Linked DNA regions of Homo sapiens: regions 1, 2, 3, 4, 5 and 6 are each linked to region 7. Evidence: chromatin contacts called from ENCODE Hi-C data. All regions are on one chromosome and are shown on one strand. The core of a region is the stretch at or near the end of the contact, and the rest is flanking DNA. Distances in the headings are between cores, read along the strand shown. Region 1 holds the start of ZNF649 (zinc finger protein 649). Region 2 overlaps SPACA6 (sperm acrosome associated 6). Region 3 holds the start of ZNF613 (zinc finger protein 613). Region 4 holds the start of ZNF383 (zinc finger protein 383). Region 5 holds the start of ZNF585A (zinc finger protein 585A). Region 6 holds the start of ZNF527 (zinc finger protein 527). Region 7 holds the start of ZNF180 (zinc finger protein 180).

The links. Hi-C counts contacts between places; a loop is a spot of excess contacts on that map. Pooled maps may share reads with other maps.
Region 1: a loop to region 7 is called in a pooled map, with 18 times the contacts of the local background. The contact joins the promoter of ZNF649 here to the promoter of ZNF180 in region 7. A Hi-C loop is called at or near these places in 3 of 50 pooled maps.
Region 2: a loop to region 7 is called in a pooled map, with 11 times the contacts of the local background. The contact joins the enhancer-like site here to the promoter of ZNF180 in region 7. A Hi-C loop is called at or near these places in 5 of 50 pooled maps.
Region 3: a pooled map shows a loop between it and region 7 (12-fold over the local background). The contact joins the promoter of ZNF613 here to the promoter of ZNF180 in region 7. A Hi-C loop is called at or near these places in 7 of 50 pooled maps.
Region 4: a pooled map shows a loop between it and region 7 (13-fold over the local background). The contact joins the promoter of ZNF383 here to the promoter of ZNF180 in region 7. A Hi-C loop is called at or near these places in 7 of 50 pooled maps.
Region 5: a loop to region 7 is called in a pooled map, with 13 times the contacts of the local background. The contact joins the promoter of ZNF585A here to the promoter of ZNF180 in region 7. A Hi-C loop is called at or near these places in 6 of 50 pooled maps.
Region 6: a loop to region 7 is called in a pooled map, with 14 times the contacts of the local background. The contact joins the promoter of ZNF527 here to the promoter of ZNF180 in region 7. A Hi-C loop is called at or near these places in 5 of 50 pooled maps.

What each region holds. Positions count from the first base shown.
Region 1 is chr19:51,903,380-51,906,861 of GRCh38, forward strand. ZNF649 (zinc finger protein 649) reads right to left here and starts at 1,638. Exons shown (of 5, transcript NM_023074.4): 1 at 1,535-1,638. RefSeq lists enhancers at 1-316, 1,407-1,951, 1,670-1,789, 2,280-2,904.
Region 2 is chr19:51,702,318-51,705,883 of GRCh38, forward strand. SPACA6 (sperm acrosome associated 6) reads left to right here. Exons shown (of 9, transcript NM_001316972.2): 4 at 312-335; 5 at 704-781; 6 at 911-1,020; 7 at 1,713-1,869; 8 at 1,953-2,163; 9 at 2,773-2,873. The coding sequence ends at 2,806. Among named protein-coding and RNA genes, the nearest start is that of SPACA6-AS1, 11 kb to the left of the region's middle. RefSeq lists a silencer at 1,850-2,049. Within about 2 kb of position 1,699, at least 35 of the 41 ENCODE cell types and tissues checked have a DNase peak (open chromatin) inside an H3K27ac peak, as active enhancers do.
Region 3 is chr19:51,926,217-51,930,047 of GRCh38, forward strand. ZNF613 (zinc finger protein 613) reads left to right here and starts at 1,256. Exons shown (of 6, transcript NM_001031721.4): 1 at 1,256-1,324; 2 at 3,516-3,680. RefSeq lists enhancers at 276-1,039, 895-1,194.
Region 4 is chr19:37,215,992-37,219,463 of GRCh38, forward strand. It overlaps ZNF383 (zinc finger protein 383), which reads left to right and starts at 2,223. Exons shown (of 6, transcript NM_001387601.1): 1 at 2,223-2,283. RefSeq lists an enhancer at 1,849-2,338.
Region 5 is chr19:37,171,085-37,174,791 of GRCh38, forward strand. ZNF585A (zinc finger protein 585A) reads right to left here and starts at 1,611. Exons shown (of 5, transcript NM_001288800.2): 1 at 1,543-1,611. RefSeq lists enhancers at 1,512-1,701, 1,543-1,837.
Region 6 is chr19:37,368,890-37,372,355 of GRCh38, forward strand. ZNF527 (zinc finger protein 527) reads left to right here and starts at 2,210. Exons shown (of 5, transcript NM_032453.2): 1 at 2,210-2,337. RefSeq lists enhancers at 1,580-1,719, 1,740-1,789, 1,960-2,269 and a silencer at 2,300-2,609.
Region 7 is chr19:44,498,805-44,502,129 of GRCh38, forward strand. It overlaps ZNF180 (zinc finger protein 180), which reads right to left and starts at 1,718. Exons shown (of 5, transcript NM_001278509.3): 1 at 1,471-1,718. RefSeq lists enhancers at 988-1,486, 1,474-1,523, 1,487-1,987, 1,534-1,593, 1,604-1,813 and 2 more.

The sequences.
Region 1 (3,482 bases), core at 388-2,887, 7.4 Mb after region 7:
CCGTCCTAAGGCCAGCCAGAAGCCCCCAGTCACCAGCCATCTCAATGCCACACAAAAAGGCACTGTTTACTGAAGAGGTTCCAAGGCTTTTGGGAGACATGTGCCAGGAAACAGGACAAAGATCGATTATACATTTCTTATAAATCGTAACAATCATAGCTAGGCGCGATGGCTCATGCCTATAATCCCAGCACTTTGGAAGGCCGAGGCGGGCAGATCACCTGAGGTCAGGAGTTCAAGACCAGCCTGGCCAACGTGGTGAAAGCCTGTCTCTACTAAAAATACAAAAATTAGCCGGGCGTGGTGGCGGGCGCCTGTAATCCCAGCCACTCGGGAGGCTGAGGCAGGACAGTCGCTAGAACCCAGGAGGCGGAGGTTGCAGTGAGCTGAGATCGCACCACTGCACTCCAGACTGGACAACAGAGCTAGATTCCGTCTGGGGGATAGGAGGAAACTTTGATCCCCAAATGCTCAAGGAGACTGATGCTTAAGCAAACTAAATATTGCCTGAGAACGACTCCATACTTCTATATTTGAGTCCTTGTGGATAAACTGCAACCTAGCTTAACAGACAAAATTGAAAACCGAACTTAATCGTATGCACCTGTAACAATAGCTGAGTGGTGGCCAGTCCCAGCGGCCATACTCATAGACTGCTGAATGTTCCAACTGCGTTCAAATAAGGCAAACGCCGAATGGTAACCAATCTCACTGTTTCTGGACCTCGCTTCCGATTCCTGTATGTCACTTTACCTTTTTTGTCTATAAATTTGTTCTGACCACGAGGCACCCCTGGAGTCTCTGTTAATCTGCTGTGATTCTGGGGGCTGCCCAATTCGCGAATCGTTCATTGCTCAAGGAAACTCCTGTAAATTTAATTCGGCTTCAATTTTTCTTTTATCACTGATTTGAGTAATAATAAAACTCCGGTCTCCCCGCACAGCCGGCTCTGCATGAATTGCTCTTTCTCCATTGCAATTTCCCTGTCTTAACAAGTCGGCTCTGTCTAGGCAGCCGGCAAGGGTGGGCGGTTATAGTTTCACAACTCAACCCCAGCCAGGGGCCTGGGCTTGTAAAATACCAGATTTTACAAGCCTCTGAGCCCCACATGCCTGGGCCTCCCCGAAACACTTAACACACATCCCCGATTCACCCCAAAACCTACACCACACACCCTCGTACGCTGCCCAGCACCCCGGCTTCATCACCGACTTTAAACTGCAGCATTTGGAGTGATAATAATGGCGTCGGTGATAAAGCCGGCGTGCTGGGCAGCGTCCCCCTAGAGTTCTCCATCCAGTGATCCAGAGGCCTACTAACAGAGTGACCCTCAGAGACCCCAAACTCTGACGCCGAGTCTCAGTCGCTGAACTCGACAGACCTTTAACGCCCGACCACAAGAACTCTCCCACGCCGGACCGCAAAGGCACCCCAACCCAAAGGCTCCACCGCCCAGGCCGCCAGCTCTCCCCACAGGCTCCTCAGAAGCTCCCTACCCCTTTAACCTACTCCACGGAGAGACCCAAACACTCACCTGATTTTCTTCTGGCTACACCTAAATTCCCTGAATGCTTCCTTTCCTGGCCCTTAAACCCCGGCACTGGCCTATGGCGGCGGACGAGGGCGCGAGTCAATTCTGCCGCGCTAGGACGATGGGACATGGGCTTCTCTTCGAGGAGGTAACATGTCCGCGCCCTGAGCCACGGCTCTCTGGGCGCGGCCATCTTGGTAGATCTGCCGTACAGAAGGGAAACAGTTGTTCTTGTGTCATTAAACCGGGATGACTCTCCTGAAAGCAAAAATTTGAGGCGCAGGAGCATTTTCTAGAGTTTATCTGAACAAACAGCAATTCATGAATTAGGAAGCATCAAACCAAAAGAAGTCTCGCGCTTCTATGCTTAAAGCATTAGACACAAGTATTCACAGGGTGAGTGAAGGAGTAAAACAAAGAAATTATTTGATTAGTTACAATTATAAAAATGCATTTTTTTAAATTTGCCTTGGAAAGTCCCTAATGACATAATAGCATGTGAGTTGCCTACTTTTGATCGGTTGAGATTGAGTTTTGTCCTTCCCTAACACAAGCATTTACCAGAAATGACTCAAGTGAATTGTTGCTTATGTTTGCAGGTTAAGCAAGGTTAAGGCTGTTTTTAAGGCCTACTGGGTTTTGTTTGCTCAGGAGTTTTTGAATTCTGGTCTGCATTTTAATTTTGCTTTGACACAGGAGACAGTGAAATGGCACTGATGTGTTCCCTCTCCTGACACCTCAACCCCTGCACTGTGAGGTTGGAGCACTAACAACAGTGCACTGTGGGGAAAAGAAAGAGAGATCAGACTGTTACTGTGTCTATGTAGAAAGAAGTAGACATAAGAGACTCCATTTTGTTCCGTACTAAGAAAAATTCTTCTGCCTTGAGATGCTGTTAATCTGTAACCCTACCCCCAACCCTGTTCTCACAGAGACGTGTGCTGTGTTGACTCAAGGTTTAATGGATTTAGGGCTATGCAGGATGTGCTTTGTTAAACAAATGCTTGAAGGCAGTATGCTTGTTAAAAGTCATCACCACTCTCTAATCTCAAGTACCCAGGGACACAATACACTGCGGAAGGCCACAGGGACCTCTGCCCCAGAAAGCCAGGTATTATCCAAGGTTTCTCCCCATGTGATAGTCTGAAATATGGCCTCGTGGGAAGGGAAAGACCTGACCATCCCTCAGCCCGACACCCGTAAAGGGTCTGTGCTGAGGAGGATTAGTATAAGAGGAAGGAAGGCCTCTTGCAGTTGAGACAAGAGGAAGGCATCTGTCTCCTGCTCGTCCCTGGGCAATGGAATGTCTCGGTATAAAACCCGATTGTATGTTCCATCTACTGAGATAGGAGAAAATCGCCTTAGGGCTGGAGGTGAGACAAGCTGGCGGCAATACTGCTCTTTAATGCACCGAGACGTTTATGTATGTGCATATCAAAGCACAGCACCTTCTTCTTAAGCTTGTTTATGACACAGAGACATTTGTTCACATGTTTTCCTGCTGACACTCTCCCCACTATTATCCTATTGTCCTGCCACATCCCCCTCTCCGAGATGGTAGAGATAATGATCAATAAATACTGAGGGACTCAGAGACCGGTGCCGGCGCGGGTCCTCTGTATGCTGAGCACCGGTCCCCTGGACCCACTTTTCTTTCTCTATACTTTGTCTCTGTATCTCTTCTTTTCTCAGTCTCTCGTCCCACCTGACGAGAAACACCCACAGATGTGGAGAGGCAGGCCACCCCTTCACTGCACAAACCACACAGATATTCAGAGGCTCAAATGCAACCAAGGCTGTTGCGGGAAGTCAGGGACCCCAAACGGAGGGACCGGCTGAAGCCATGGCAGAAAAACATGGATTGTGAAGATTTTATGGACATTTATTAGTTCCCCAAATTAATACTTTTGTAATTTCTTATGCCTGTCTTTACTGCAATCTGTAAACATAA
Region 2 (3,566 bases), core at 449-2,948, 7.2 Mb after region 7:
CCGCCTCCTCGGTGGAATACACCTGGATTGCCCATCCCCATCAGGGCCTACAGAAAACCAGTGTGTTTCCCTCTAAACCCCAAGTAGAAGGCTGGCAGCAGTCCTGGGCCTGACCTCCTAGTGGAATGCTCAGGCTTGGCCCCGGCCCCAGGTGGAACCCAGCCGGCTTGACCCCGCCCCCAGGTTATGACGAAAGCTTGGCCCCGCCCCCTCGGAGCAATGCTTCGGGCCTTGTAACATTAGCTAGGGGAGCATCGGGCAAGGGTTCTTCCCATGACTGTAAGGTAGTGATGTTTCCTCTTCCTCCACAGCCCAGGCTTGCATCCCTCCCTGCGGTAAGGACTTCATCTAAAACTTGGAAATTGCGGGGTAAGGGAGGCGGTCGGGGACGAAACGTACGACATCAAGTGTGGGAAAGCGGGTGGGCTTCACATCCTTAGGAAGCCAATAAGATCCCTGGAGAAAAGGAAGAAAACCAAGTATTGCTCTAAATCCTCAGAAGGTGTGTGTGAGAGCCGAAGCAAACCAATAGGAATCCTAGAGGGCGGAGAGGAGTGAGAGTCGGCCAAAGACAGCAGGGAGGGCGGGGTCAAGATGCCACCTGGCCGATGGACCCCGGGAAGCTGCATGGATCTCAAATGGGCCAAGGGCCCCGGGCTTGGAAGGGCAGGTGGCGCCTAGACCCAGCGTTCCCGCTCCACAGGTCTCCAGGAGTTCGCCCGGCGTTTCCTCTGCAGCGGGTGCTACTCTAGGGTCTGCGACCTCCCGCTGGACTGCCCAGGTGAGGGGGCGGGGCCTCGGGGTGCAGGAGGCCAACCTGAGAAAAGGGACCAGAGCACCGAGGGGCATAAGCTGGTGGCGAGGCCAGACGTGGTCGGGGCCCAGCGAGTGAACCCTGCTCCGTCTTCAGTTCAGGATGTGACAGTGACTCGGGGCGACCAGGCTATGTTTTCTTGCATCGTAAACTTCCAGCTGCCAAAGGAGGAGATCACCTATTCCTGGAAGTTCGCAGGAGGAGGTGTGAGTCGGGGCGGGGCCGGCGCGAAGAGTTTAGACGGGCGAGTTAGCCTTCACTAGAGGTTGGGGAGTCAGCTTGCGGGGACGGGACTCCGGGAATCTCCGTCTAGACACAAGCATCAGCAAGAGGAGGGTCGCGGGATTTAGGGGAGAGCTCGAAGATCAGAATGCAGGACCAAGGACCTGGGGCGATGGCTCACGCCTGTAATCCCAGCGCTTTTGGAGACCAAGGCGGGAGGATGGCTTGAGCCCAGGAGTTTGAGACCGGCCTCGGCAACAAATTAAGACCCCTCCTCTGCCAAAAAATTTTAAAAACAGCCGGGGCGTGGTGGTGCACGCCTATAGTCCCAGCCACTGGGGAGGCTGAGCGGGAAGACTGCTTAAGTCCAGGAGTTTGAGGCTGCAGTGAGCTATGATCGCGCCACTGCACTGCAGCCTGGGCGCCAGAACGAGACCCTGTCTGGAAGAAAAAAAAAATACATAAATAAAAGCAGTTTCTAGGGGTAGGTTATGCGTAAGGGTTTAAGGAGTGAGGGGAAGGGGTGCGTTTAGGGCAGGGGAGCGAGAAGGCTCGGGGGCGGGCTCAAGGCTCAGGGCCAGGACTCCAGGGGGCGTGGTCTGGCTCGGGGGGCGGGGCTTGTAGGTTACTCAGTGGCAAGCCGGAGTTGAGGCGTTTAAACCCGCGTGTCCCGCAGCTCCGGACTCAGGACTTGTCCTATTTCCGAGATATGCCGCGGGCCGAAGGATACCTGGCGCGGATCCGGCCGGCTCAGCTCACGCACCGCGGGACGTTCTCCTGCGTGATCAAGCAAGACCAGCGCCCCCTGGCCCGGCTCTACTTCTTTCTTAACGGTGGGGCGGGGCGCGGCCGCGTGAGTGAGCGGGGTCGGGAGAGGGGTGGGGCTCGTGCCTGGCTGACGTGCGCGCCCCCGCAGTGACGGGCCCGCCCCCGCGGGCGGAGACAGAGTTGCAGGCCTCGTTCCGGGAAGTGCTGCGCTGGGCGCCGCGGGATGCCGAGCTGATCGAGCCCTGGAGGCCCAGCCTGGGCGAGCTGCTGGCCAGGCCCGAGGCTCTGACGCCCAGCAATCTGTTCCTGCTTGCAGTCCTCGGGGCCCTCGCATCAGCGAGTGCGACAGTGTTGGCGTGGTGAGTTCTGGGGACTCCGGAGCCCCAGCATCTAGCTCCCCGCTGTCTCAGATCCCACCGAGAAGTCTGGGTTCCCAGCAACCTCCAACCCAGGAGGTCAGGCTTTCAGTTCCTCCTCTCTCAGACCCACGAGTCCAGGTCCCAGCCCCTCTTTACTAGCCCAGGAATCCAAGTCCCCAGCCCCCTCCTCCCTTAGATCTAAGAGTCCAGGCCCCCAGCCCCTCCTCCCTCAGACCCAGGAGTCCAGGTCCGCAGCCCCTCCTCCCTCAGACCCAGGATTCCAGGCCCCAAACCCCTACTCCTTCAGACCCAGGAGTCCAAGTCCCCAGTCCCCTCCTCCCGCAGATCCAAGAGTCCAAGCCCCCGGACCCCCTCCTCCCTCAGACCCAGGAGTCCAGGCCCCCAGCCCCTCCTCCCTCAGATCCAAGAGTCCAGACCCCCAAGTTTCTCTTCCTTCAGACCCAAAAGCCCAGGCCCCCTGCCCCCTCCTCCCTCAGAACCAGGAGTCCGGGCCCTGTACACCTTTTTGACCCTGGTGTCCAGGCTCCGGGACCTAAGTTTCTAGTCACCAACCCCTCCTGTAACACACATACCTCTTTGTTTCCCCAGGATGTTCTTTCGATGGTACTGCAGTGGCAACTAACAAAGGTATCTTTCCTCCTTCCCTATCCTATTTCCATCCTGAAAATAAAGAATATATTTCAACTCTAGATTGTTTCATCTCCGAAGGTGGTCACTACTAACTCAGGTAGGAGGAGGTGCAGCAAGCCCACACATGCCCAGATGAATATGGCCCGCATAATGACAGTGATAGGCATAGCTATCCCAGTGCAAGTTAGGTGGGAACCCAGATACCCCCTCAGGTTACTGGCTGTCTCCTTGACATTTCCATCTGCAGAAGGCACCCTCAAATAGAGTCCTCCATGTTGCCCTCAGAGGCTGTTCCTCCCCAAGGCTTTCCTCCTACCAGAAAGAGCAACACCATCCACCTAGCAGTTCAAACCAGAAACCTTGGAATCTAACTTCTCCTCCACTTCCAATTCATTTTCATTTCCAACCCTCAGACTTTTTAACTCCTAAATATCTCATGAAGCTGCCTTCTCTGTGGTCCCAGTCACCCCCACCTCATGTCTGGATCACTGGAGCAGCCCCCCACCACCTCCTTGGCCTCTCTCCACTGTAGCCCATTCTCTACATACCAGCAGGACTTGTTTTATTTTATTTTATTTTTTTGGAGGCACCATCTCACTCCAAGGCCCAGGCTGGAGTGCAGTGATGTGATGTCAGCTCACTGCAACCTCCACCTCCCGGGTTCAAGCGATTCTTCTGCCTCAGCCTCCCAAGTAGCTGGGATTACAGGTGCCCACCACCACACCCGGCTAATTTTTGTATTTTTAGTAGAG
Region 3 (3,831 bases), core at 6-2,505, 7.4 Mb after region 7:
TAAGTAACACGGTATGTTTCTGAAATGGAGTTTGCATTTTGGGGCATTTTCTATAGATGTATCATGAAGGACACGTGAAAACTCTGTTATAAATATAAACACTCCACTGCATGCAGGAATTTCCTTCTCATTCTTCCAATGGAATTGTCTTAATTTAGGTTGGATCAGAATTAGAATTTACGTTATGATGACTATGTAAATAATATTTATAGGTCAGTCAGGTAGTATCCTATGATTACTTTTCTTGCACAACTTTTTTTTTTCTTTTTTCTTTTTTTCCTCATGAAGGGGTTGCCAAGGCTGTGTAGTGCAGTGGCTATTGATAGGTGCGATCATAGCTCACTGCAGCCTGGAACTCCTGGGCTCAAGCGATCTTCCTGCCTTGGTCTCCCCAGTAGCTGGGACTACACGTGTGCGCCATCGCGCCCGGGCTTGCACAACTTTTCATTCTCCCAGAGTCGCCTTATTTATTCCTTCCAGAATTTTAGGCACTTGGTTCTCCGAAAGCCCCGACGTTAAGATTGACTCCACCTACAGCAGAGGGAAGGCCCTTCTTCTCTCTTAAGGAAAATTCCCGCCTCCCGCATTGGATTCCTTTTCCGGTTGGCTGGTGGCTGCTCTCTTTACCTGCACTGGGCGGTGACCGTGTCCCTCAAATGTAAATGAGGTTCCAGGGGTCGCTGTTTTTTCACTTTCCGTTGACGGGGTGAACAATATCCTCGTACCTCGATTGCCTCTCCACACCCTTTTGGTCCTCAAAAATCTTCCTCTTGTCCTCCACATGTAGCTAGATGCGTTTTCGCGGTATATGACTCAGGGTGCGATTGCTCTTTTTCCTCTGTGGAGAAAGCGTTTTCACTTGTACGGACACCTAAGTGTTAAGATGGCCGCGCCCATTGTGTCATTCCCGTCATTCTTTGTGCAAAGCGGATGACTTTTCTCCCCAGCCCGCTAAGGTGCACGTAGCCATACCATGTTTGTCTTGGCTAAGCTCGACCCTCTGAAAATAAATGAAACTTGGGCGCAGGATTTAGGTGCCAAAATATGGAGTTCTTCACCGTCCCGCGCTATCCCTGAATACTTGGGCAGAAAAGGTCCACTTTACCTTCCGTACGTGCAGGATTCAAAGATGGCTGCCTCCAGTATCCGTGACGAGAGGACGCGAACTTACTACCTCCCAGTCGTCCGTGCTCCGTACACCTGCAACTTCAGACCTTCCTCGGCCGCCGTAGGCCGGCTTGGAGGCTGGGGGAGGGCCCAGAAGTGGAATAATTCAGGAAAGTGCAGGTTCTGGGAAGTCTCGGTGGGTTCCCCGCAAAATCAGGTCTGTGTGTGGGTCTGTCTGTCAGGATGAGGGGAGGAGGGTGTCTGTGGGCGTCCGTTTAGTGCGGAGCCGTGGAGTTTGTGGGGGAAGCGGGAGCAAGTGGGAGTCGGGGTATTGGGGTTGGGGCGTCTCCGGAGTCAGCCCTGAGGGATCCCAGTGGTCGGTGGTCAGAGTCTGTCCAGAGCAACACTTGGAAGTCCGTGATCAGGGTTTGGTGCCTTTGCGGGTCACTCTGTAGGGCTCGGTGATTGAGGACTGGAGTGAGGAGTGGTTTTTGTCAAGGAAAACTGTGTCTGCTTCGGATTCGGGGTTTTATTTTTTATTTTTGAGACAGGGTCTCGCTCTGTCACACAGGCTTGAGTGCAGTGGCGCAATCGTGGCTCACTGCAGCCTCCATCTCCCGGGGCTCAGGTGATTTTCCCACCTCAGCTTTCCCGAGTAGCTGGGACTACAGGTGAGCGCCACCACGCTATCTATCTATCTATCTATCTATCTAATCTGTCTAATCTAATCTATCTATCTATCTATCTATCTATCTAATTTATCTATCTAATCTATCTGTTTATTGCAGAGACGGGGGTCTCACTATGTTGCCCAGGCTGGTCTCCAACTCCTGGCCTCAAACGATCCTCTCACCTTGGCCTCCCAAAGTGCTGGGATTACGGGCGTGAGCCTTCGCTCCAGGCTGTAATCAGGATTTAATATGCGACTCAGTGAGGAGGAGCCCGGGTTCATGTGAACCTAGGTGTGTGGTCCAGGTTTTTGGATTAATCTAAGGGGGTGTGACCATGTTAGGGAGGTCTAGATGTGACAGTCGTGGAGAAGCTTGTGAAGGCTGAAGCCTTGGCAGCCAGGGCATCCTGATTGGTGTGTGTGTTCAGGTCCAACGGTACATTCCCTCTCAGTCCCTTTTAAGTTTCTCTGCAAGGACTGGTTTACAAATCTCATTTGACTTCTCACATCTCTCCTTTCTCTCATCCTGGTAAATAGGAAAGCTTTGGGGAAGATCAAAGATTAATCAAATCTAAAATGGTAAGGTGGCCTGGCGCGGTGGCTCACGCCTATATTCCCAGCATTTGGGAGGCCAAAGTGGGCGAATTGCTCGAGCCTAGAAGTTGGAGATCAGCCTGAACAACATAGCCTGTCTCTCCAAAAAATACAAATATTAACTGGGTGTGGTAACACACGCCTGTAGTCTCAGCTACTCGGGAGGCTGAGGTGGGACGATCACGTGACCCCGGGAGTTCTAGGCTGCAGTGAACTATGATTGAGCACTGCACTCCAGCCTGGGCAACAGAGTGAGACCCTGCCTCAAAAAAAAAAAAAAAAGAAAAGAAAAGGAGAAAAGAAAAAGGAAAAAACAAAACGAAGAAAATGATAAGGTTTCTATTAAAGATTTTCGTTCTTCTTCCTCAGGTTTACTGTGTGAATGTGTGTATACACACACGTAAATATTTTCTTTCAGGTTCTGACACAAGTAAAACATCTCTCTTATCCCAAAATGTGTTCCCCAGTAATGACTTTTGATAAGATTTTTGTATATTTCAATTTCAGTTTTCTATGCTTGATTTTCACAATGCAGATAAGCTGCTGAAACATTGGTATAATTTGCCGTATTTAATTTTACATTATGAACGTTCTTATAGTAAACATATCATCCATGTTTTTGTTTAAAAATTTTTTTTTAAGATTTCTGTAATAGTATACCATCAAGAGGCAAAACTGCACCACTGTGACTTGAATCACTAAGTGTATGGATATATTTAGATAGAATTTTAAGACTTAAAAAGTTCACTTATCACTTTTAAGAATGGGTTACAATTCTATGTTTACCCAAACATGTTTCTCCCTGACCCTCATCAGCACCTTAGTTTTTAATTTTTTTGCAATTGTAAATGGTGTGTTTTTAATTTTGACCTTTCTGTTCTCTTCTAATTTACTCTTACATAGAAGAGCAATTAGTTTAGAAAATATTTACATTGTTTTTGGTCACCTTACTGAACAAACTTCCCTGTTCTCCAGGTTACAAAAACTTTCAAACATATAACATGATTTAAAGAACTTTACAATTGAATACCTGTTTGCCTACCATCTGGATTTTATCATCATTTTATTGTGTTTCTTTTATTACATATCTATCTATATATCATCCTTCTACTCATCATTAATCCACCTTTTTTTCTTTTTATAGAGATGGCATCTCACTATGTTGCCCAGGCTGATCTTGAACTCCTGACCTCAAGTGATCCTCTCTCCTTGGCCTCCTAAAGTGCTGGGATTCCAGGTGTGAGCCACTTCACCCAGCCACATTTATCCATCTTGTAAAATATTGCTTTGTTTTTTGGTGCATTTCAAAGTAAGTTGCAGACATTCATACATTTGCCCCTGAATATTTCAGTAGGTTTATCATAATTAAGTTCTACTGACAGCTTTTCCTAATTACAGGTCTATTAGTCCCATACTGTATAATTCAGTGGCTTTTACTATGTGCGGCCATCACCAAAGTC
Region 4 (3,472 bases), core at 973-3,472, 7.3 Mb before region 7:
TTAGTTGGGGGTGGTGGTGCACACCTGCAGTCCCAGCTACTCAGGAGGATCGACTAAACCCAGGAGGTCAAGGCTGTGGTGAGCTATGTTAACACCACTGCACTCCAGACTAGGCAACAGAGCAAGACCCTGTCTCAAAAAAAAAAAAAAAAAAAAACTGAGAAGGTAAGCCCCAGGCAGGGAGAGAATATTTGCAATTTGCAATATGTATATTTGGCAAAGGACTTTTACCCAAACATATAAAGAATTGTTACAACTCAATAATAACCAATTTTAAAATAAGAAAATTTTATTTATTTATTTATTTATTATTATTTTTTGAGATGCAGTTTTGCTCTTGTTGCCCTAGCTGGAGTGCAACAGTGTGATCTCAGCTCACAGCAACCTCTGCCTCCCGGGTTCAAGTGATTCTCCTGCAGGGATTACAGGCATGCACCGCCACGCCTGGCCAATTTCGTATTTTTAGTAGAGACGGTGTTTCTCCACGTTGGTCAGGGTGGTCTCGAACTCCCAACCTCAGGTGATCTGCCCGCCTCAGCCTCCCAAAGTGCTAGGATTACAGGCGTGAGCCACTGCGCCCAGCCGAATATTTTCAATAGATGTCACAAAAGAAGATAAAAGAATGGCAAATAAGTATATGAAAGTATGCTAAGTTCATTGACATCAGGAAATGCAAATTAAAAACATAATTTGATACTACTGCTCATTCCTTAGAATAGTCAATAGATGCCTGATGTGGGGTTTGGGAGGTGGGGATTGACTTAACAATGTGGGGGGCAGAGGGCGGTGAATAAAAATATTCTATATCCGCCGGGCGCGGTGGCTCACGCTTGTAATCTCAGCACTTTGGGAGGCCGAGGCGAGCGGATCACGAAGTCAGAAGTTCGAGGTCGGGAGTTCGAGACCAGCCTGTGAGCTCGAACCCTGTCTCTACTAAAAATACAAAAATTAGCCAGGCATGGTGGCGGGCACCTGTAATACCAGCTACTCGGAAGGCTGAGGCAGGAGAATCGCTTGAACCCGGGAGGCGGAACTTGCAGTGAGCCGAGATCTCGCCACTGCAGTCCAGCCTGGGTGACAGCTAGACTCCAACTCAAAAAAAAAAAAAAAAAAATTCTATATCCAGTAACACTAAGGATAAATGCTTGAGGGGATAGACACCCTATTTTACATGATATGATTCTTACGCATTGCATGCCTGTATCAAAACATCTCATGTACCCCATATACAACTACTATGTACCCACAAAAATTTAACTAAAATGCTTAAAAATTTTTTAATTTTAAAAAATATTCTATATCCTGATTACGATGGTGGTGACAAGGGTTTAGACATGCGTTGAAGCTTACCGAACAGTTCACTTAAAATGAGTGCATTTTATTGTATCTAAATTATTCTTCAGTAAAGTTGATTTTTAAAAAACATGCACACAAATATAATTTACAAACTATAACATTAGCTCGTTTATGGTGTACCATTCAGTCACTTTTAGTGTATTCAGAGTTGTGCAAACATCATTATCTAATTCAAGAAGCTTTGCATTACCCCAAAAATGAACCCTTTAGCTATTACCAATCACTCACAGTTCCCCCTAATCCTGCTAGTCCTAAAAAACTCTAACTTACTCCTTTTCCGTAGATTTGACTATTTTAAATATTTCCTATAAATGCAGTCATACAGTATGTGGCTTATCCACGGATGAAGGCAAAAATGACGATTTAGTCAGTCTAGCATTCTCAGAGAGCGTTATAACGCCTAGTACAGTCCGGGGTCCTGGGTGCGTTCTGCACTGAGTCGGCTTGGGGCAGGAAGTCATTTAAGCGACCTCCTTCCACTTGCCCCAGCGCCTCACCCCTTCCTGCTCTAGACTACAGTTCCCAAAAATCCTTGCGGCTCTAGTCAACATCTGGCCCGAAGCTGGCGACCTTTTCCTGTTTCTCAGGGAACTCCCTGGGGTTGGCCGGTACCATGGAGGAAGATTGTCTTCAGCGTGCAGGGCCAGCGTCCTACGGCAGTTTCACTCTGAGCCTGTGTCTGGATCACGGAGACGCGGGGTAGCGGTTCGGAGTGCGGAGCAGGGATGTCCCCGAGCTGTGCAGCTGCAAGAACCCGAAAAAACAGGCGCCATCTTCTCGGCGCGGTCCTACTCCGGACTGTATTTCCCAGAGGCCCCCGCGAGTCCAGGGCAGCCCCTTCATTTGCCTGCTGGACCCTCCGCCTCAAGGGTAGGGGAAGTGCGCGGTGAGCGGCCTGGGTCTTGCAGGCTCGGCTGGGGCCCGCAGGTACGTGCATGGGAGTTTGAAGGGACTGACCAGGCTGGTCTGGAGTGTTGGGCATGTATGAGTGTGTCGGGCATGTATGAGTTGGTCGGGCTGATAGAGGGGGTGGTGGGGAGGCGGGCGCGAGGCGTGGGCTTCCGTGTGTGAGTGTGACCTTATGTGACTGTGCCTCTCTGTGTGCGCGGGTGTGATTGTATATCCTCGTTGTAGTTGTGTAATTGTAACAATGTAAGGCTGTATGTGTAGGTATGACTGTGTCCCGTGTTGGGACTGTGATTGTGTGTGGCTGTGTAACTTTGCGTGACATTTGTGGAGGGTGTTTGTGTGGAGAGAATCTGATGAGGCTGTGACTGTGTGTTAGTCTGAGGGGTGTGTGTAATTGTGTTTGTATGACTGTTAGCAGCACTTAAGTGTACTGGATGCCTTACTGAGTAAATCTACTACCCAGAAATAACCCAGTAACGTGAGAATGTGAGAGTGTGACCATGTAACTTTATGTAGCACTGTGTCTGCGGTTGGAAAGTGCGTGTAATCGTGCCGGGGTGATATGTGTGTCCTAGTGGTCATTGTGTTATTTTGAATGTGTGATTGTGTGTAGTGCTCAATAGGGGTCCTGGGGAGGGGGGAACTGTAACTTTGTGTGGCTCAGTAGTGCGTGTGGTATTGTGACTATCTGTAGCACTCTGGTTCTGAATGGTGCTATGTTTGAGGGGTCTGTAAATATGCTAGTGTAACTTATCCTCAAGGTAGATGTGGGACAATGATTGTGTGACCATATATAGTGTTATTGTTTGGGTGAGGCGTGCCTGTGGAGGTCTATGTGGGTCCCCATGGTGGCTGGGTGACTGCAGCATTGGGTAGGGGGTGCTTGTGACTGTCTTTGTGACTCCAGCTCTCCCTGTGAGGTCAGGACAGATTCTCGAGAGGAGAGACCTCACCCCTCTGATACCAAGAATGCTCATGACAGCCTACACTTCTCTGTTTTTGTTTTGTTTTGTTTTAAGGCGGAGTTTCGCTGTTGTTGCCCAGGCTGGAGTGCAATGGCGCAATCTCGGCTCACCGCAACCTCCGCCTCCCCGGTTCAAGCAATTCTCCTGCCTCAGCCTTCCTAGTAGCTGGGATTACAGGCGTGTGTCACCACGCCCTGCTAATTTTGTATTTTCAGTAGAGACGGGGTTTCTCCGTGTTGGTC
Region 5 (3,707 bases), core at 361-2,860, 7.3 Mb before region 7:
GGCCACCTGGAAAAAAACAAACTAGATCTCCATCACACACTATTCAGTAGGCAAATGCCAGCAGGACTGATCACTTAATTATGTGTATTTGTTAAATCACAAAGACTATTAAAATAAATTTTAGAAGTATACATGTGTATAACACTGTGGTGGGCTGGGAGGGATCTTATTACACGTGAGAGGAAACACAGACTCTGTAACAGAAAAATCAGATACTTTTGATTAGATGATATTTCCTAACTTTATGTTAAAATATACCACAAAAAAAAGTAGGACAAAAGATATGAAAATTCACAGAAAAGGAAACAAATGGCAATTAACCAAATAAGATGCCAACTTTAGTAACTGGAAAATGCATTGGAGCAATTAGATATAATTTTCCCTCAAAATTTTAAAAACTTTTAAAATGCAACAATATCCACTGCTGGAAAAGCATCTGGGAAAATGAGTTATTTTATAAATTGTTGGTATAAGCTTGAATTGTTATATTTTGAGCTACTTAGTCATATCTATAAAGTATTAAAAATGCACATATGCCGGGCGCAGTGGCTCACGCCTGTAATCCCAGCACTCTGGGAGGCGGAGGCAGGTAGATCACCTGAGGTCAGGAGTTTGAGACCAGCCTGGCCAACATGGTGAATCCCCGTCTCTACTAAAAAATACAAAAAATTAGCTGGGCGTGGTGGCGGGTGCCTCTAATCCCAGCTACTCTGGAGGCTGAGGCAGGAGAATCCGTTGAACCCACTAGGCAGAGGTTGCAGTGAGCTGAGATCGCGCCACTGCACTCCAACTTGGGTGACAGAGCGAGACTCCATCTCAAAAAAAAAAAAAGTGCACATAGTTATTCCTAATAATTTCACATATATAAAGCAGAAAAAGAAGGACAAATGGACAAATAACCTTTCCAGAGTTGAGTACTTTACCTTCCTCTGTAATTAAGCAGACAAAATAATCTGTGAGGAGACAGATATATTTTTTGAATATATGCTTAATTAATATCTATAACAATACAATTAGAGAACATAGTACACTGTTTCTATGTAATAGATGTGACATTCATGAAAACTGACCACGAACTAGGTCATAAAGCAATTTTTCAATTTGACCATTAAACAGACATTACTTTAAAAAGGAACTTCTAAATAACTCATGGATCAAAGAAAAAACCACTTAGATTTGAACAATTTTTAATACAAAGATTCACCAAAACTTGAGAATTTTTATATTAAAGAAGACTGAAAATTAAAAAGCTGAACTTTCAACTCAGGTTAGAAAGCAAGCTGATTACAGTCCTCACCGATCACCATAACTGACCCTACAGGCTCTGTCACTGACCACAGACTCCCATCACTGACCCCCAAACCTCAATCACTCATCCCAAAGAGCTCCATCAATGACCTGAGAAATCCGTCACAATCAACAACGGACGCCACAGAACCCCATCACCGAAGCCTGAAACCGCAATCACTAACTCCACAGGCAACCTCGACACCCCCTATTACTGGCTCCACAGAAACCCCAATCGTGATCAACCAAAATCACCTCAAAGATTTATCGGTATTGGAATATGAAAATACTCCTGACACCAGCGGCAAAAAAGCCTTGGAAGACCACTTCCACTTCCGGTCCGACTTCTAGCACCTCCCCTTTGTAGGCTGTTGATATGGCGCATGCTCTGAATAAACTTGGAAGCCAGTTTCCTCGAACAGTCAACAGGGCGCAGACACAGCGCACAGGTTCCGTAATGTGGCGCTGTCCGGCAGAGAACATGGCCGCGCCCTTATGGTGTTTATTCGCGTGGGCCGCCATTTTGAAAGCATATCCATTCCGTAGAGCAGAGGAATTGGCCGCTGGCAGGGTTTCCTAGAGCGAGGCAGGTATAGTTACATAGGATGCTGGAGTGTGACCCTTGTCTGACTAGGCTTCTATTTCGGAGGAGAAAGTTACTGGAAATGTGGGTCTGGTGCTGTATGTTATATTTAGAAAAGCTAAGTTACCTTTCTGAATACAGGACACTGAGGATAATAATTACCAGGGAATAGAGGAGCCAGGGAAAAATCACCAAGTGAAGGGGATCCTGGGAGAAACCACAGGCAGATGATAGGAGGAATCAGGATAGTACAGTCCATTTTTTACAGACGCCATTCAGGGAAAAGGTGGAAAGGTCACTAGGGGAGTCATCTCTTGAGTGAAACCACCCTGAAAGTCTGAGAGACATCTGAATGAGTAGTAGGCTGCAGGAAGAGTGGTACAACTTTTAATGGGAGAAACCGCCTTGGGAAATAGGGTAGAAGTCCAATAGTATTAATACAATCCTCTCCTGGGAGATACCACCAGAGGAGGGAGGAGAAGTCCGGGCGTCCCCTTCTGAAGGGCTGGGTCGGGTGGGAAGGTGAATAGAGATTTGAATCACCCATTACCCTCCACACTAAATACCTCAAGTGCAACTATAGTAGGCAGCAATAATAACAACACTAATAGTCTTTAGTATGGCCAACGTGTTACTAAAAGCACCTAAAGAAGACTGTTTTTATTTACCTTGAAGTTAAAATATAATTAATAACAATCGCCTTACCATGTCAATGAAGCTTTAAGTGCAGTCTCTGACCCTTAGCTTCTCCTCTGTGGAAATTCTGAAACCTCCTTACTCCCCTTTTTGGAGGGTGTGGATGAGGAGTTGTAAAGATACAATTCCTTTCACTTGGTGAACTCCTAAACATGATTCACAGCTCAGCTTCTGACAGGAAGTTCTACCTGAACAGTGGTGGGAAATTACTACCCAATGTGTTCAGTTCCAGCAGGTGGGAAACTTGTTTTCAGGGAATTGAACCTACACTCTGATGTGGGCATGCTGGATGCCTTCAGGCCAGTTATGTCTGTCTCTGGGACTCGGCTTAAAAATATGTTTAGAGAATTAGACTCTGCTGATCTCAGGTTTTCTTTCTTCTCCGAAAGGACGGTCTAAGGAAACATCTGTGGAAGTCCGTTAGTAAACACACAATTTCTACCAAGGGGCTAAGAATTACTGTTGATTTTGTCAGTAATGCAGCTCTGTTAAAAAGAAGATGACTTAACTTTTAGGGATTCGTGTGGAAATATTTATGGGTGGAATAATATTAGCTTTAAAAACTCCACTGAGAAAAAAAAAACTCCACTGAGAAGGGGTATATGGTATTGCAAAAGAAAATGTTGATAAATGTTAAAGCAGAGTGATAAGTAGACAGAACTCATTATAATGTTCTCTTCCATAGTATTTGTGTGAAATTTTCATAGTAAATTTCTAATTTAAAAAGAAAGGAATTAAAAACATTTACAAGGAAACATCAAGAAGACAGCAGGTGTGGTCATAGTGTTAGGGAAGATGAAACCTAGGAGACCCAGAGTGACACCATTTTAAGTTCAGCTCCATCTTGACACTAGCAAGGCACATTCATTGCAAGTCACAACTCATGGTCCTAATGTGTTTACAGCGAAGGAAGCAGCCCTGTAATGCCTGCAAAGACAAACTCCTAGAACAACAGAAAGTCCAGATGTCCAATACCCATAACAATAAATGCTTTCAAGATCATTATAGTTATACTTTGATGTACTTACTAAAATGTCAGGGATAGTTTTCTTTAAATCAATAGAATAATAAATTTTGTCATAATGTCAGGCCACCCACGCATAGGCACAGCTTACTTTAGTCTTTACATAGACAAGACCCC
Region 6 (3,466 bases), core at 960-3,459, 7.1 Mb before region 7:
GGGGTCAGGAGTTCGAGACCAGTCTGGCCAACATGACAAAACCTCGTCTCTACTAAAAATACAAAAATTAGCCGGGCATGGTGGCGCACACCTGTAACCCCAGCTACTCGGGGGCTGAGGCAGGAGAGTCACTTGAACCCGGGAGGTGGAGGTTGCGGTGAGCCGAGATTGCACCACTGCACTCCAGCCTGGGCAACAGAGCAAGCAAGACTCTGTCTCAAAAAAAAAAAAAAAAAAAAAAAAGAGACCCGAAAGAATGAAAAACAAAAGTATTTCATTCTGGAACTAGACACAGAATGAAGACATTGTGTGAGGACCTGAGCTGCTGCAGCTACCTTGCAACCACATAAAGCAACACTGCCAATACATTGAGGACTGCAGAGCAGGAGGAAGGATTCTTGCTACAATTGGTCACCTGCTAAGCCAACTGAACTTCTTGCTAAGTGGGGAAATAAATATCTTTACTGTATAAGCTACTTTCAGTTGAGCATATAACTGTATAACTTCCTATTAAAAGCATCTTAATTGAAATTCCCAAATTCGTATCTCTAGTACCAACATTTCACTGAGCTCCACACACATATATCTAAATGCCTACTTGATATCACTCTTTTGAAATCCAACAAGCATCTGCGACTTAACATGATACCTCACCACCCACCCCATCCTAGATAACTGCCACATACTCATTTTCCCCTATCTTAGTAAATAACACTACCATTTTTCCAGGGGCTCAAGACATTTAGGCATTATATTGAACTTCTCTCTTTCCCTATATTCACAACCAAGCATCAGCAACTTCTGTTAGTTCTACACTCAAACTGTATCCCAATCTGACAATTTCTCATTGCCTCTTCCAGTGATGACCCTAATTCAAACCACCATCATCATAAGACCATTGGTCTCCAAAATAGTTTATACATAAATGAGCCTGTCATTGACATGTAGAGACCTGGGTCAACAGTACAGATGGAGGTCCCCAGCCAGTCCCCTTCTGTTCCCACTGCCATCCTTGTCCCACATCGTAAGAGGTCTTCTATTCCCACATGTGGACACTCCAGCTTGCATATCTAAGCTCTGTCTAGCCTTACCAAATTGCTCTCATTTGGCCACATTTTGTGGATAGGCAGCACATTCCACCTTTGGAAGACAGATCAAGGGAAGGGTCTTTGGACACAGAGGAGATACAGGCTCTGGAAGCAGGCTGGAGTCCATTTGAACAGGAAATCCTGGGGATTTGGATACCCAGAGCATGGTCTGAAAGAAGGTTGTGAGATCTTTGCAGGCATGTTTCTGCCTATGGACTTTCACCAGGAAGGAAACTGCTTGACTAGAGGAGGGCCAAAGTGTGGCCTTTTGTATGTTTAATAATATTAAAATGTTAAATATATTATTTTGACCAATTGAGAAATAATAATAATAATAAAATAGGCCGGGTGCGATGGCTCATGCCTGTAACCCCAGCACTTGGGGAGGCCGAGGCAGGTGGATCACAAGTTCAGGAGATGAAGACCATCCTGGCCAACATGGTGAAACCCCATCCCTACTAAAAATACAAAAATTAGCTGGGCGTGGTGGCAGGTGCCTGTAATCCCAGCTCCTCAGGAGGCTGAGGCAAGAGAATCGCTTGAACCCGGGAGGCGGAGGTTGCAGTGAGCGCCGAGATTGCCTCAATAAAAGATACCACAGACCCCGCCCATGGCAGGAGATGGGGGTGAAGGAACAGTAAGACCAGGAGACAGTCAGATACACATCGGATCAGTGGTATCCTCACAGTAACAGAAACGGTCACCCCCAATGTCAGCCACAGTCTCTTTCATCCACAATCACTTTCACATTCAGCTACCCACAATCACGGGACGTGATTTAAAATACAGAAGCTCCCTGCACTGACAAAATCCGCCGCTCCTTTCGTCGGCAAGCATAAAGGTGTGCAGCAACAGTCACACACGAACCACCACACCCAAGCATTCAACCAGTCAGCCCCGCGCGCAGCCTGGCCGCTTTCCCCAACACAGCAGCTCAAGGTCACTGGAGAGCCTACGACCGCACACAGCCCTCTCCGGTACCTGCCCCCGTGGCGCAGGCGCGCAGTGGAGGGGGCCGCGGGGTTCTCTGGGAGATGTAGTTCAACGATGACGGCCGTGGCGCAAAGCGTTCTGGGGCTCGTGGTTCGCGGGGTCCATGGGGAACGCGGTGTCGCTGGTTCAGATCTCGCAGAGCTCAGAGTCCTGCATGCCTCAGTCCTCGCCTCGCTCCTCCTCGCGGAGGATTCTGGGAGGTGACGTCGCGGGTCTCGGTCGCGGGGCCCGTTTGCAGAGCCCGCGGCGCCGGGAGGTGAGTGGGGCCGGGCCCCGGGCGGGAGCGGGAAGTCAAGGGCGGGCTCCGGGTGGCCCGGCCGCGCCAGGGATGGGAACCCGGCAGGAGTCGCTGGGGAGGCCGTGTGTGTTTCACTGTATTACCAACTATGTGACAGGCTGCGGGTGTGACAGAATGTGATCTTGTGTCACTGTGTGTGTGTGTTTGTGCGCGTGCGCCCGCTTGTGTGTGACTGTAACCATCTGTGTCTGGGGGTGAAACTGTGAATATGTGTGTTTGTGTGTGACTGTCTCTGCAGGTGTAGCTGTGTATGTGTTTATGAGAGACTGGGGTGTGACATTGTGTGTTTGTGTAAATGCATGTGTGTGGTTATGTGACCACCTGTTTCTGCGGATACAATTGCGTTTGAATGTGTGTGACAGCAAGTGTGATTGTGCGACTATGACCATCTGTCTCCGCAGGTATAGTTTTGTATCAGTAATTGTGACAAGATGTGTGACTTCTGTGGTATGCTACTTTGTGTGTGATTGTGTGTGATTGTTTATCTCTGTTGGTGTAGTTGTATGTTACCATCTATCTTTGTGCTTATGTGGCTGTGTATTGTGTGAGATTATGGGTGTGTTTGTGTGACTCTATACATTTGTGATTGGGTGAGAATTTGTGTGTATATATGAGATTGTGGGATTGATGTATGAAGCACAGAAATATTAGAATTACCCAAGTTCACACAGTTAACAAGTGACAGCACCAGAACTCAAACCCAAGCAGTTTAGCTCTAGAGGTCTCGCTTTTTTTTTTTTTTTTCTCTTGAGATGGAGTCTCACTCTATTGCCCAGGCTGGAGTGCAATGATGCGATCTCGGCTCACTGCAACCTCCGCCTCCCAGGTTCAAGTGATTCTCCTGCCTCAGCCTCCCAAGTAGCTGGGATTACAGGCGCGCACCACCACGCCCAGCTAGTTTTTGTATTTTTAGTAGAGACGAGGTTTCACCATGTTTGGCCAGGCTGGTCTCCAACTCCTGACCTCATGATCCGCCCACCAGAGCCTCCCACAGTGCTGGGATTACAGGCGTGAGGCGCTGCGCCCTGCTGCAGTTTTTATGGACAATTTCAAGCTGCACTACACTAAGGAAATAACTGCTAGGGAC
Region 7 (3,325 bases), core at 468-2,967:
CTGGAGCAGCCCCGTGCCTCCTAAGACCAGATCCAAACTGGAGCCCCCAGGCCTCTATTCCACAGCCACTGCACACGGGCCACCCACCTAGACTCCCTCCTACTGATACAGCCACAGAGCAGGTTCGTGCTCACAATCTGCATCCAGGACCTGGCTCCTCTGCCCGTCTGGGGGCACACCATGCTCCTGAGTCAACAATCTACATCCCTCACCCTGTGTCTCAACCTGCCTGGGACATCTCAGGTACCCACAGCCTCTGTGTAGGTTCTGGGGTCAACTGCCCCACTATTTGCCCGCAGCCAGGACACTACAACAACTAAACAGTAGCTTGAGCATACAGCTCCATAATCAGCCCCAGGACTTGGGCACTCGCCAGCGTGGGGGTTCTCGAGCCTACGATACAGCAGCTCAATGGGAACTGGGCCCTTTGTCCTTCTCTTGCCCAATCATGACGGCCTGGGTGTTGTGCAGTCAGCTCTTCCCGGGACCAAATCTGCAGCACAGGCTCTGTCCCTCTACTAACCTGCACATTCTCACGCCTGCAAATAGCGTACCCAAGTAAAGGTCTCAGCAACACCTGCTTCATAACGATGCTGGCAACATACTGCTTCCTCCCCAGCTACCAATTTGATGGCAGCTGTTGCAGCTCTGTCCTTCCTGGACTTAAATTCTGTATCTCCAACCCGGAGTCTCTGCCCATCTTGAATGCTCTAGAGCTCTGCACTATCCTACATAGGTCCCTACTATCAGTTCAAGTTTCTGTTTTCCATTCAGACACCCCCAGGACGTGCAGGGGGCCCTCTGCCCAGAACCTGTTTCTAGGCCCTGATACCCTCCTTCAGCCTGGGAGTTTGCTGCCCATGGGTAATTCCCACCAAGGGTTCACTAGCAACACTGCCTCTTCTGGCACAAGAATCTGCAACTCCAATCTGGTCTCTCCACCAACCACAGCGCCCCCAGACCTTGGAGAAGCGCGTTGTCTGCTCTAGGGGCCCAGAGCCACCTGCTCGGAATCTTACCTACAACCTTTTGCTTCCTACCCAAATACCTGATCAAGAGTAAAGGGACAGTGGCACAGCCCCTCCTCTCCAGAAACCACAATCTGCAATGGAGCACTCCATCAACCCGGACATCCTCAGGCCTCCACTAAATAAGCCCGGCATTGGAGGAGGGGAGTTCTCAAGATGTCCCCTTACATCAATGCATGTGCCCTGTGTTCCAGCAACCTGGGCATCCTCAGGCCCCAGACAAGAGCACCACCTGACCAAGCACCCGCGCATGCACGCAGAGGACAGTCGCGGAATATACAGCTGTATCAGTAACTCCATCAACCCCGGTGACCCGAGGCTAAAGCGCCACCCGCACAGATACCAGGTCTCCCCGCTACACTCACCACCGCTTCCAGCTTCCCGCGTAGACCCTGCGCATGCGCGCATCGGACACCAAGCGCTGCCCCACGCCCCTACCAACCTGGGCGTCCGCTGGCCCGCAGCCCAGGCTGGGCCTGTCACCGCCTCAGTGCCTAGCACGGCTCTGCGGCAGGACGAACTCGGGTTAGGCAACCCCCTGCCCCGATTCTGCAACACGGCCGACTCGGGTTAAGCTAGTTCGGTCCCCTCTCCTAGTCAGCATCCGCAAGGCCGCTGGGGGTTAAGTCTGAAGGGCCGAGCTGCTCGGCGACAGCAAGCGTCCGCGCGCGGGACAATGGCTGCTCTTGTGGCCGAACCCGGAAGTGCACTTGGGCTCGGAGAGCCAGAACTACAATTCCCAGAAGCCTCCGCGGCGCGGACGGTCAGTAGGCGGGGTTCCGGCTTCTCCAAGGAAGTGGGGCGGGGGACCGGGCCAGAAGCTAAGAGGGCGTCCTCGTCCGGGGCCCGGGGGGGCGCCACACCTGTGCATGTGCAGGTCTAGGGGGAGCACTAAGACCAGCCGCGGCGCCGGGAGGCCGAGGCCAGTGCAGCGACGCATGGGGAGTCGCTCTGGCGTGACGTCAGAATCCAATAGAAATGGCGGGGACCCTTTCTGGGTGCCCCCTGCCTGTCAGACGCTGCGCGCGACCCCTTGTCTCCTCTAGTCCTAGGGGAAACCTGTGAGACAGTTGCGACATCCCCATTTTACAGTGGAGGGAGCGTCTACCGAACCCTTCAGGAATCTATGTTTTTACATTTAATAATACTAAAATATAATCATTTTATTTTTAAATTTTGAGTTCTTTCTCTGCCTATAAGGCCTGAAGGATCTGTTCCCCCCACCTCTCCCCTTTTCTCTGTTTTTGTTTTGTTTTGTTTTGTTGTTTTGAGACGGAATTTCGCTCTTGTCGCCCAGGCTGGAGGGCAATAGCGCGATCTCGGCTCACTGCAACCTCCACCTCCCGGATTCAAGCGATTCTCCTGCCTCAGCCTCCTGAATAGCTGGGATTACAGGCGCCAGCCACCACGCCCGGCTAATTTTTGTATTTTTAGTAGAGACGGGGTTTCACCACGTTGGCCAGGTTAGTCTCCAACTCCTGACCTCAGGTGATCCGCCCTCGGCCTCCCAAAGTGCTGGGATTACAGGCGTAGTCCCCTTTTCTCTTTGCCCTCATTTCTTGCCCATTTGCTTGGCACATTTTCCCCATTCTCCAACAGATCCAGCAGACTCCAGCCCCTGGTCGTTTGCAGGTGCTCTTTGCACTCCCTAGCAGCCTCTCCTGAGGGATTCATTTGGCTCTCACCGTCTGGTAATTAGGGGAATATCATCTTCTCATGAGGCATTGCCCCACCACCCGTTGTGAACTTGCAAGCAAACGCTTCCCTCCCCACATGCTCTGTGCCTCCCCCTTCATCTTTTATTTTTTTCTCTAAAGAACTTTTCACTATCTAGCACACTATATATTTTAATTATTTATTTGGTCTACTGTCCGACCTACCACTACGATGTCAATTCCATAAGGAAAAGCATTTTATCGATGTTGATCACTGCTGCATCCCCAACACCTAAAAAAAAAAAAAAGAGAGAGACCTGGCACATAATAGATGCTCAATAAATATTCGTTGGCTAAATAAAGGTTCCTGTCTCTGTATTAAACACTTTAATATTTCATTACCAAGCCCAATCAGCCTATGAGGTAGTTGTGTTAATTTTCATCCTACCAGGGAGGTAGCTGAAAATTGGAGCCCTGCTGTATGAAAATACATAATTTTTTAGTTTTTAAAATGCTTGTCAAAGCACTCCTGTAGTTTTCTTCACGTAAATTCTGACCTTTAAAAACAATGAATTATTACTATTTGAAATGTAATCTCTATCCCCAAAGCTTCTTATTATTGGTTATTGTGGTTGATCTTTT